Linked DNA regions of Homo sapiens: regions 2 and 3 are each linked to region 1. Evidence: chromatin contacts called from ENCODE Hi-C or POLR2A ChIA-PET data. All regions are on one chromosome and are shown on one strand. Each heading gives the region's core, a stretch centred on a gene start or an enhancer-like site at or near the end of the contact. The rest is flanking DNA. Distances are from core to core; before and after follow the strand shown. Region 1 overlaps ZNF664-RFLNA (ZNF664-RFLNA readthrough). Region 2 overlaps NCOR2 (nuclear receptor corepressor 2). Region 3 overlaps NCOR2 (nuclear receptor corepressor 2).

Region 1 (3,899 bases), core at 366-2,865:
TAGTAGAGACGGGGTTTCACCGTGTTAGCTAGGATGGTCTCGATCTCCTGACCTCGTGATCCACCCGCCTCGGCCTCCCAAAGTGCTGGGATTACAGGCTTGAGCCACCGCGCCCGGGATTCTGTTTTCTTTTAAGTGAAAGAAAATATCAGCCCTACCTTGTCTTTAGTGGAGGAGAAGATGAAAGGGAAAGGGCACGTGGAAACGTGTGCTGGGTGCCCCTGCGCCATCTCCCTGTGTCTGGACCCCAGACACCTCACTGCTCCGGAGGTGCTTTCAGTCCTATATATATTAACCTGAGCTTAGAAAGGAACCTTCAAGCTCCAAAATCTCCTCCCAGGTCCTGGTTAAGAGCCTTTTCACAAATTGGATTCTGCAGTCCTGCATTTTAGTTGAAAATCCCCAATGGAAGCTCTCTGAACTACAAAAGAAGAGACGAATTACCAGGATGCCCCCTCCATAAAATGAAAAAGCCCTACAAGCTGCTGATTAGTCTTTTTTCAGCTCTAAAAGTCAAGGAAGGTCTCGGCCGGGCGGGGAGCTCATTCCTATAATCCCAGCACTTTGGGAGAGGCTGAGGCAGGCTTGAGCTCAGGAGTTCAACACCAGCCTGAACTTGAACTGGCAACATGGCAAAGCCCATCTCTACAAAAAATACAAAAATTAGCCAGGCGTGGTGGTGCGTGCCTGTGGTCCCAGATACTCAGGAGGTTGAGGTGGGAGGTTGGCTTGGACTTGGGAGGTTGAGGCTGCAGTGAGCCAAGATTGCACCACTGCACTCCAGCCTGGGCAACACAGTGAGACCCTGTCTAAAAAAAAAAAAAAAAAAATCAAGGTCTTCATAACTCTAGGAGGCAGAGTGGAATTGAGTCTTTGGCTTCAAGGAGAGAGTGGAGGGAGGCAGCTTAACAGGACGAGAGTAAAGTGAACAGAAAAAGCCTCTCAGAAAAATAAAGGCAGGCGACAGCAAGGAGAGAGGAAAAACCCCCACCTCTCGCGCTGAACAGGGAAATGGGATAGAAAACGTTCCCTGTGATATGCCAACTGAGAATCAACTAGATCTGTTCCACATTTCTTTCTCCTCCTTTTCCCTTTGTACATATTTCCGTGCAGACAGCTTCAGGACGCAGTTCCGGGGAAGCTTATTTCTTCAAAACCCCCCTCTCTCTGCTAGAACAGGCCGTGATTGCTGCGTACCAGCAAGGGGGCAGTCAAGCACAACGCATGAGAAACAAAGGTCCTTCAACCTCCAAGCCCGCAGGAGAGCAGCTCCACTCACTTCCTTTGAAGTGGCCCTCTCTGTTTTTTCTAGGATCGAGAATTTTCCTGTAATACACTGGTCTATTTTTAAACCCACTTTCCATTCGCTAGAAGTAAAGAGTGGAAAAATATAATGAATTGTAGAAAGAAACGGAACATAGGTATAAATGTCAATGGTGGGATTTTATAGGCACATAGAAATCTCCCCTTTAAAAGACACTGCAATTATTTTTAGAATGAGAATTGGTCTCAGGGTGGCCTGAGAGAAGAAATGGGAAAAGAACATTTCAACTTTTACTCTACGGTTCAAACCAGTGATGGCGGTTTGCCATCCTCAATTCAGCACATAAACATGTGGGCTGCCCACCATCCGTGAGCGTGGCAGATACTATGGGAGACGCTAAGGCGACTTAGACAGGATCTCTGCCCTCAAGAGGGTTCCATCTAATTAGGAGGGGACAGACAGACTCACAAATGGCCAAAACAGAAAGTGAAGCCCATCACAGTCACCAGTAAAGTGCAGAGCAAGTGAGAAGAGGGAGGGACCTTCCTTCAGGGGACGGGATATCTCCCATTCCGTGGAGCTGGTGGCACTGGAGGCAGACCTTGAAAGATGACACTGCAGGGACGGGCCGGATGCCCACCCATCCCATTTTCTCTTCCCGGGCCTGTGTTGCAATGAGGTTAGAGTCACGTGGCTGGGCCATGCGATAGAGCCAGTCAGAAGTGGTGGAAGTGAAATATGCCACTTCCGGCCAGGCGCGGTGGCTCACACCTGTAATCCCAGCACTTTGGGAGGCTGAGGCAGGTGGATCACCTGATGTCGGGAGTTCGAAACAGCCTGATCAACATGGAGAAACCGCATCTCTACTAAAAATACGAAATTAGCCGGCCGTGGTGGCACATGCCTGTAATCCCAGCTACTCGGGAGGCTGAGGCAGGAGAATTGCTTGAACCTGGGAGGCGGAGGTTGCAGTGAGCTGAGATTGCGCCATTGCACTCCAGCCTGGGCAATAAGAGTGAAACTCTGTCTCAAAAAAAAAAAGAAAAAAGAAAAAAAGAAATATGCCACTTCCATGTCTGACTGTAACACCCCTTGTGTGGCCATCCAAGCTTTCCCTTTCTCTTCCACACAGAGCCCACATGTTTAAGATAAGTGGTAGAAGCCAGTATCCTTGAGTGCTTGTTGAAAAGAGCTGTCCAGGAGAGCTACCCAACCCACATCACACTATGATGTAAGAGAAGATAGAATTCAGCCACTGAGCTGCTGGGGTGGTTTGTTATAGCAAGTGGTGTCTCTTAGGACAGATGAATAGGTTTTGACCAGTGAAAATGTGGGACCTCTTCCCTGAGTCTCATTCTGCCGAATGTGCTGTTATTAGGACACGCACCACATTTACGGATATCGCTTGTTTGAGGCCAGCCATCCAAGCTTCACTATTTGTACCATGAAAAGGACCTCATCTATCTTGCCCTCCCTCCCATCCCTAGAACCTAGCACAGTGCATCACATACAGTCGGTGTTTAATAAATGGTTTGTTAAACAAAATGGGTAAGAGGGGGCTTTGTTTGGGGAACATCCAATAGTCTAGTTTCAGGAAAGCATAGGATATTTCTATCTAAAGGAGATGGGCATTTAGGTGGGCCTCTGTGGGGACCCTTAACAGGGTGTCAGGAGTTGGCGCTTATTTTGCGGGGCTGTATCCTGAAGCCTTCCCTCCTTTCCTATCCGCTGCAATACTTCATGGGCGTTTTCTTTTGTAAACTTCAATAACTTATTACTAGTTGCCTGTATCTCTAGTCCAACTTTCAGCCTTACTTATCCTAAAAGAACAATAGAGAGAGAGAGAGAGAGAGAGACCTGTGATCCCTGTAATATGAACCTGCTTGTTTAAAGATGTTAGAAAACCTAACTCAACTGACTTTAGGTTAAAAACCACTGGCTCATATAACTGAAAAGTCCAGGATAGTTATAACTGCTTCAAGCATGGACAGATCAGGGCTCTCAAACAGTGTTGTCAAGAATTTCTGATTTTTCTGCTTATTGGAAGTGACGGCATGCCAGTTCTAAGTTTAGGCTTTATTTATATTTTATATTTTTATTTTTATTTTTGAGATGCCCAGGCTGGAGTGCAATGGCACGATCTCAGCTCACTGCAATCTCTGCCTCCCAGGTTCAAGCGATTCTCCTGCCTCAGCCTCCCAAGTAGCTGTGATTACAGGCTCCTGCCACCACGCCCAGTTAATTTTTTGTATTTTTAGTAGAGATGGGGTTTCACCATGTTGGCCAGGCTGGTCTCGAACTCTTGACCTCAGATGATCCACCTGCTTTGGCCTCCCAAGGTGCTGGGATTACAGGCGTGAGCCACCACTCTTGGCTAAGCTTAGGCTTTAAAAAGCATGGCGTGTTCCCACTCGCCCTCATGCATCTGTGCTCTCACCATGAGAAGAGCTTGCCTGGCAGGCTACTGTCCGTTCAGTCTGAGTCCCCGTATGAGCACCTGGAGCCCAACCTCAGCAAATAGCCAAACTCAGCCTGGAACCATAGCTTCAAGTGCAGATGGAATGACTATGACTACCTTTCCCAGTTTGCCCAGCACTGTCCTGGTTTTAAAACTGGGAGTTCCACATCCCAGAAA
Region 2 (3,899 bases), core at 958-3,457, 410 kb after region 1:
CCGCTCACCGTGGCGTCCACCCCCTGTAGGGGCTCTCGCCAGCCAACTGAGATCCGGGCACGTTCTCATTCGAGCAGTGGCACCCCTGCAGAGACTCTGGGTCTGCGTGGCCAGGCCTCCCATGCCCAAAAAGCCTAGGAGCTGTGCTGGGGCACACAAGTCCTTAGTCACCTATGCAGACGGGTCCACGGGAGCACCAGACCCACGTTACCAAGTGCACATGCCAAGATCTAGGAACACGCAAAGACATACACACATGTCCACACACATCAAGGCGCACGCACATACACATGTGCACCCAAGTGAACACATGATGTAACCACACCCGCCCCACACCCGCCATCTCACGCACATCCACCTGTACACACATGCACACAGCCTAACGTGTACCCATGTGAACACATGCGTATGCACACAGGTGCACAGATGCACGAATACCTATATACATGCCTCACATGTGCCAATTCGTGGATGAATGTTCACGCATGTGCACACAGCACCCACAGGTATACCTGCACACATACACGCACCCACGTGTGTATGCATGGATGTGTAAGTGCACAGATAACCACAGGCCCCACATGCTGACTCATATACGCTTATACACATGTGCACACAGCCATCCAGAGGTCCACACATACACACATGCCCGCATACACACACCCAAGTGTGCTGTATCAATGCACGAATCACCACATGCTCGTCCCACACAAGCTGACTCTTACTCTAAGTATTCACATACAAGTATGCACAGCCATCCAAAGGCACACGTGTATCTAACACACATACCACACATACATCCACCCGTATACACACGTGTACCCACAGGCACACAAACCACACATACATCCACATGCGGCTCTCCTCTAGAGCACAGAAACAGACCTGACACTCATCACTCCCTAGCCTCTCCCCTGCCTGGAAGCCCCATCCTAGCCCCTTCTCTGCCACACTGGCTTCCTCATCTGCAGATTGGGGGCAGCACCTACTCACCCAAGAAGCCCCAAGCCCCCAGTCCTGCACCCAAGCCCCTCCGCTGGCTGCAGCAGTGCCTCAGGGCAACGGCCTACCCGGAGCTTCAGCTTCCTCATCTGCAAACAGAGCCCCATGCCCATGAGCCCCGTGCAGAGCTCTCCCAGGGTGGGTGACGAGCAGGAAAAGCGGCAGGTCAGAGGACGCGTGCAGCAGCCTCGCGGGGCTGAAACGGACAATCTGAAAGAACCCCTGGACCCTGGGGGCAGTTTTGATGACCAGGTGGCCGGGCATGGAGGCCAGAGGTGGGGGCCTGGCCCAGGATGCTGAGGCCACAGGACGGGGTCTGAAGCACTGCTCTGAAAATCTTCAATCAGGGGATCTGATGCTGGGCCCTACAAACAAGCATGAGGAGTGCCAAAACCCCCAAAAGGCTCTACTGAATGCTTCACGTTCACGGTGACTGTTAATGGTATTATTCTTCTTTGCCCTGCTCAGTCCCGATCACACTGTGCACACACTGAGTCCTAATCACATCATATAAACACTTTCCTTTTAAGACGCTTAAACTGGAAGACAAGGACCTGAGTCTTCTGCTGATTTCCGCATTACTCAGCAACTGGGGTTGCCGCTTCCATCAATCCTGCCTCCTCTCCACCTTGTGAATGAGCCATCTACATCTCTATTGGAAGCAGCCTTCTACCTTTCCCCAGTCGACCTAGCTCAAGGCCCGTCTCCTCTATGAAGCCCATCCTGACTGTTCCCCAGTGTCCTGAATTCCTACGGTACCAGCAACCTGTGCTGCACAAATGCCCCTTATGTATCCACACATCGCTAGCGCTGCCTCTGTGTATGTTTTATCCAGATTCCAAGTGCGTGCCTTGTCCCGGAACCAACAGGCTCCTACCTCGTGCCCACCACCTTTGAAGATCAAAGGAGACGCCAGTCCCCTCTCTGGGACTTGGCCTGTGCCATGCCCCCTCACCCTAACGCCCTCCTTCCGGCCCACCCGCTGCCTCCAAGAAGCCTTTCCCAGCACCCACTTCCAGGTCACGCTTCTGCCCTCCTGGGCCCAGGCCACCCCGTCTGCTCCTGCTCTCAGGCTGCAGCCACCCTGATGGCTGCCCTGCCATCTGTGCACACCTGCCCGGCCCCCACCCACGCAGGCAGCTCCCAGGAGGCGGGGAGGCGGGAAAAGCCTCGCTCAGCGGGTGCCTCACCAATGTGCTCCGAATGGATAATGAGCCAGACTCCAGCACTCAGAACTGCCAGGCGGGCCCTGCCCGGCAGGGAAGCTGCGTTTTCCGGCTGGCTCGAAAAACAGACCCTTGTCCTCCATCTCTCCAGGAACCAGCAGGGAAGGAAGGCGGATTAAAATTTAATCCTACTGATCCCCCAAGGGGCGGTAAGTCCTGGCTGCTCCTGCCAAAGGCGGCTGGGGGCCTCCCGCACATTAGGCTGCAGGCTTTGGAGGCTCAGAGACTCAGCCCGGGCGGAGGATCCCCACCAGCCCCCACGCCCCCAAACCAGAGGCCTCTTCCACAGGCCAGAGCTGGCCACCCGCCTCCATCTCCCCTCCCTTCCTGCCGCCTGAATATTTGCACAATAATTATTTAATGTGCATCTGCCGTGTGGTGAGCACTGTTTTAGGTGCTGGAGATGCCACTGGAAATAAAAGTGGGCAGGAATAAAATCCCTGCCCTTACGGAGTTTCCATTCATAATAAACAGAATAAATAAGTAAAACAGAAATCATGTCCCATGGGGACAAGGGCTAAGGAGAATCAGAAGCCACAAAGGAGGAAAACGGGTGTCATCCTGAAAACTCCTTTTCCTGAAAAAAGGGTTTTCAGTATTAAGTAGAGGGTTGAAACGGGTCTTGCTGAGAAGGGGCCACTTCAGCAAAGAGGGAAGTGACAGTATGAGCCTTGCAAGGAGAGGAGCTCCAGGCAGAGGGCCAAGGCACTGCAGCAATGTGCTGGGCCACTGACCTGGCCTCCACAGCTGCTGGAGAGAACCGTGTCTGCTCTCCACCGAGGATCAGAGAGGGCAGGTAGAGGTGACACTCTCAGGAGCCCTGCCCATGTCCCCTCCACTTTGGGCTCCTGGAGCCATCTCAATCTTGGCTCCAAGTCCCAGGCTCAAAGCTCACTTGCTCTGCAATCTCAGGGAGGTCTCCTTCCCTCTCTGAGCTTTGGTTTCTTGATGAGCAAAATTGAGAGAATAACAGTAGTTCTACTAAATGCAAATAGTATTCTATTAAATGCACAAGGTAAACAAACACAAGAAGAAATGAGAGCTATGATAATGACAATTAATAGCACCAGCTGGCACTTCTTTGGTGCCAGACACTGTCTGTCCTAAGGGCACTAGGAAATTACCCCTTTAGTCCCCACACCAACTGTACTAGGTGATGCCGTCGTTGTCATTGTTTTAAAGCTGTGGAGCATGAGGCACAGGAAGGTTTAAGTACAACGCTCCAGGGTCACAGAGCCAGGAAGTGGGAGAAATGGGATTTGAACCCAGGATGGCTGGCTGAAGGATGTGTGGCCCCTTGGCTCTCCTATGACTGTTACTAGTGGTGCTTGGGGTGAGGGGTCAGGGTGTGGGAGAGTGAGCCGGGCACACAGTTCCCAGGCCCCAAACAGGCTTGTCTCATTCTGCATGACATCGCTGTTTCTAGAGGTGGAGGCATAGCCAAACAGGTTGATCCAGTAGTTCCCTGCCTCAGGCTGCCACTGCAGGCACCCACCACGTGACTCGAGGCCTCCCCACCCCCACCTCAACTCTGAGCACTGATTGGCCAAGGAAGATATTACAGAAAAGGCAGCTGGGAAGGGTGGCTGGGACTACAGGCAGGAGGGGAACCAGAGAAGCCAAGGCAGGGAGAGGAGGTTCCTCATCTGTCATGCTTCACAAGGACCAGTC
Region 3 (3,899 bases), core at 645-3,144, 390 kb after region 1:
AGAGAGACAAGATCCAAAGGAAGGGGACAGAGACTCAGAGGAAGATGAAACTAGGAGAGGGAAAGAGAGAGAAGTGGGGAGAGGGAAAGAGACAAGACCCGAAGAAAGGGGACAGGGACCCTGAGACAGGCAAAGGGAGGGAGCCCTGGAGAGTAGAGGCGGGAGGTTCTGGAGCCCACGCCATGAGGGCTGGAAGACACCCCCACCCACTGCTGCACCGAGACCCCAGGACCGTCCTCTTCTCTTCCCAGGCCCCTCCCCACGGTCTCCAACACACAAAGCAGGGTGCTGCAGCTGGCCTCCCAGGGCCTGGGGGGCCACAGCGACCTCAGGAGCCTGCTGTGCACCTTAACTTGCTGTCTGTCCCCAATCCGCGGCATTCAGTGGCACCCGCTTTTCTGGGGAGGGGATCCCCAACTTTTTCATATTCTCAGCAGTGTCCAAACCCCCTCAAAAGTTCCAAAGCTACTGACTGGGAGCCACGCTATGTCCAGCCCCCGGGACCCCAGCCCCATTGGAAACAGGAAAAGGAGGGAACCCCAGGCTCTGACGGACGAGTGAAGCCTCATGGGGCTCAAGGGCCTGGAATCCACCTCAGTCCCCGGGTCATTCTGGTGGTGACTTGGCCAGGGCCTCCCCACCTTCCATCAGTCTGGCCGCCGCCCCCCGGCCAGGGTGGGCCATGGGGGTCCTCAGTCCCACAGGCTAGGACCAGCACCCTTCATCTCATAACAGGGTGTCTCTGAGCACACCTCAGAAGCCCTCAGTTTCCTCATCTGAAATCTATGGCATCGCAGCCTCATCTTCTGTTATTCAATAACTGTTTACTGAGCATCTACTATGTGCCAGGCACTGTTCCAGGTGCTGGGGACACAGCAGGGAGCAAGACACAGTTGAGGGCTCTCACAGAGGTGACACTGACAATAAGCAAGATGACCAAGATAATCCTGGATTTGGGAACTTAAATGGAATGGTGGGCTAGTGGGTGCTGGGGGACGGGGTGTGAGGGGCTATTTTAGATTCCGTGGTGCAGAAAGATCTCCCAGAGAGGATGGCCTTGAGCTGGGATCTACGTCATCAGAAGGACCCGGCTCTGGGAAGATCCAGAAGGAAGGGAACTCCAGCTGGAGGGCACCGCAGGAGACAGGAACAAACTCTGTGTATCGGAAGCACAGACAGAGGAAGGCCCTGTGGCTGGACAGTGCTGGGGAGGGGCAGAGAGGACGGAGGAGGGGCTGTGAGCAAGACTGGCAGGGCCAGTCCTGCAGGGTCCTGTGAGTTTCGACATGGCAAAGGGTTTGGTCTTTTATGCAAAAGACAGCTGTGAAGGCCTAGAAGCAGTGAAGGCCCAGGCGCCATGAGCACAGCAGCACCCATATCTCAGCAAAGACCATCCTCCAATCCCAGAAACCGCGCTGCCCGGGCCATGGCTGATTCCAGCGCTCGGCCAGGAAGTATGCAAGAAGAGCCCAGAGTGACTTTAAGTCAAGAATTGCCAAAAACAAAAGAAAACAAAAGTCAAAAGGACACAGAACCCAGCCTGAAGGTTTCCGGCTGCCAGAGCTGGAACAATGTGAGTGACAACAGAAATAACCCTGGGACTAGATTAGCGTCCCAGGAATAAAACAAATCCCCACGAGTCCATGTGATTACAAACAAATGATTCAATACATCAATACATGGAGGAGAAGGGACAGATCTTTCTTCTAGAGTTCCAATGAATAAATGTCCAAGAGAGGAGGGAAACAGAAAATCGTCATTAGAACGCAGTAATAACCCAACCACCGCTGGCAAGATCCGGGGATGAATGCTAAATTGGTTGGCAAAATTTTAAGGAGCAACAGGAAATTTGCACAGTCTCAAAGAATCTCCCCGCAAGTATGTATGAATCATGGCGGTGGCTCCACAAATCTATATTCCTCCCTCCAGGAGGCGGAGCTTAACTCCCCTGCCCTGGAAGATGGGTGGGACTTGGTGACTCCCTAGTAAAGAACAGAGCAAAGGAGGGATAACTCTAAGGCGACAGCGGAGACCTAGGGCAGAGCCCCCTATCATGTGGGCATCACGCAGCCCCCTTACCTCTCTCTGGTCTTCCCCAAAACCCACCATCCCAGTCTTACCAGGAGGAAACACCTGTCAAAGAAAGCCATGACCAGTGATCTTCAAAAGTGCTGGGGTGGTGAAAAACAAGGCAAGGCTGAGAAGCCGTCACGGGCTGGAGACTAAAGAGACACGAGCACAAATGTCACGTGAGAACCTGAATCAGATCCTGGACCAGAAAACAGACGTTGGCGGAGAGACGGGTGAAAATGCAAAGACAGCTGGTAGTTTAGCAGAGGGTCATGTGCCACTATTTCTTTCTTAGTATTTTGTTTTGTTTTGTTTTGATTTTTGTTTTTAGAGACAGGGTCTTACTCTGTCTCCCAGGCGGGAGTGCAGTGGCTCGATCATGGCTCACTGCATCCTTGAACTCCTGGGCTCAAGCAATCCTCCTGCCTCAGCCTCCTGAGTAGCTGGAACTACAGGTACATGCCACCATACTTGGCTAATTTATTTTTTGGTAGAGATGAGGTCTTGCTTTGTTGCCCAGCTCGTCTCCAACTCCTAGCCTCAAGTGATCCTCCCACCTTGGCCTCCCAAAGTGCTGGGATGACAGGCGTGGGCCACCATGGCAGGCCCTAGTTGTGGTAAGTGTTTCTCTGCTGTTATATAAGCTGTCCACATGAGGGGTGCCAGGTGACGTGTGTGGGGGAACTCTGTGGAGCGTATTTGCAACTCTTCTGTTGCACAACGTACAATCTAGTTACTTCAAAATAAATAGTTCCACCTTCTCACAAAAGAAGAGAGATAGAATCCACTTTGAAACACCGTGGTGAAGACCATACAAAATTGACTTTGGGGTTTGCAGGTGGTACACTGCCTAGTACAGGTGGGAATGTCACCCCCAACCCCAACTACAAAAAAACTGATATGTGTAAAGTCCTAAGCCCCAGCACCTCAAAACATGACCTCATTTGGAAACAGAGTCTTTAGAGCGAGAAGCAAGTTAGAATGAGGTTACTGGGGTGGGCCCTAATCCAATGACTTATGAAAAGGGGAAATTTGGACAAAAAGACAGACACACACGGAGGGGAGATGACGCGAACAGACACGGGAAGAACACCACACGAATACAAAAGACGGGAGTGACGCATCTCCCAGCCAAGGAACGCCAAGGAGGCCGGCAGCCGCCAGGAGCTGGAACCGGCAAGGAAGCAGCCTCCCCCAGAGCCTTCTAGAGAATGTGGTCCTGCAGCACCTTGATTTCCAACTGCTGGCCTCCAGTACTGTGAGAGAAGAAAGTTCCTGCCATTTTCAGCTGCCCGGTTCACGGCCGAGTGTTAAGGCAGCGCTGAGAAGCTAGTCCGGCGTGTGATCTTCCACAAACCGCGGTGCTGTCACTGCAGCTGGAAAACGACTCGGTGAGCATGAGGCCTCGGGGTGGTGGTGATGTGCATGCAGCCGTCTGTTTGCCACCGATGGGCAGCAACTGAGGGTGTGAATCCACCCTGGCTGATCCAGGTTTCCTCCCAAAGCAAGGACACTGCCTGCCACCCAGAGACATCCACGTACCACGCAAGAGGACACGTCAAGTCTGCAAACACATGTCAAGTCCGCAGGGTGCAAACTGCACAGTGCACAGGCCAGAGACAGCCTCTGAGGGTGTTGTGTTGGGCTGTGGTGCTTTATTTATTTATTTTTTATTTTTTATTTTTTTGAGATGGAGTCTCTTGCTCTGTCACCTAGGCTGGAGTGCAGTGGCGCAATCTCGGCTCACTGCAACCTCTGCCTCCCGGGTTCAAGTGATTGTCCTGCCTCAGCCTCCCAAGTAACTGGGGCTATAGGCACGTGCCACTACG

The links. Hi-C counts contacts between places; a loop is a spot of excess contacts on that map. ChIA-PET counts read pairs that join two places held with the same protein, here RNA polymerase II (POLR2A). Pooled maps may share reads with other maps.
Region 2: a loop to region 1 is called in a pooled map, with 2.0 times the contacts of the local background. The contact joins two enhancer-like sites. A Hi-C loop is called at or near these places in 4 of 50 pooled maps. POLR2A ChIA-PET finds 5 or more read pairs at or near these places in 2 of 52 experiments (K562 and PC-9).
Region 3: a loop to region 1 is called in a map of heart left ventricle, with 2.8 times the contacts of the local background. The contact joins two enhancer-like sites. A Hi-C loop is called at or near these places in 1 of 168 maps with a recorded cell type or tissue (heart left ventricle) and 1 of 50 pooled maps. POLR2A ChIA-PET finds 5 or more read pairs at or near these places in 3 of 52 experiments (K562, PC-9 and activated T-cell).

The regions. Positions count from the first base shown.
Region 1 is chr12:124,052,841-124,056,739 of GRCh38, forward strand. All of the region lies in intron 2 of ZNF664-RFLNA (ZNF664-RFLNA readthrough), which reads left to right. Among named protein-coding and RNA genes, the nearest start is that of ZNF664-RFLNA, 82 kb to the left of the region's middle. Within about 2 kb of position 1,616, at least 2 of the 41 ENCODE cell types and tissues checked have a DNase peak (open chromatin) inside an H3K27ac peak, as active enhancers do.
Region 2 is chr12:124,461,349-124,465,247 of GRCh38, forward strand. The region is part of intron 7 of NCOR2 (nuclear receptor corepressor 2); the gene reads right to left. Among named protein-coding and RNA genes, the nearest start is that of NCOR2, 100 kb to the right of the region's middle. RefSeq lists enhancers at 1,250-1,816, 1,817-2,384. Within about 2 kb of position 2,208, at least 2 of the 41 ENCODE cell types and tissues checked have a DNase peak (open chromatin) inside an H3K27ac peak, as active enhancers do.
Region 3 is chr12:124,439,762-124,443,660 of GRCh38, forward strand. The region is part of intron 9 of NCOR2 (nuclear receptor corepressor 2); the gene reads right to left. Among named protein-coding and RNA genes, the nearest start is that of MIR6880, 100 kb to the left of the region's middle. RefSeq lists enhancers at 1-419, 420-1,140. Within about 2 kb of position 1,895, at least 12 of the 41 ENCODE cell types and tissues checked have a DNase peak (open chromatin) inside an H3K27ac peak, as active enhancers do.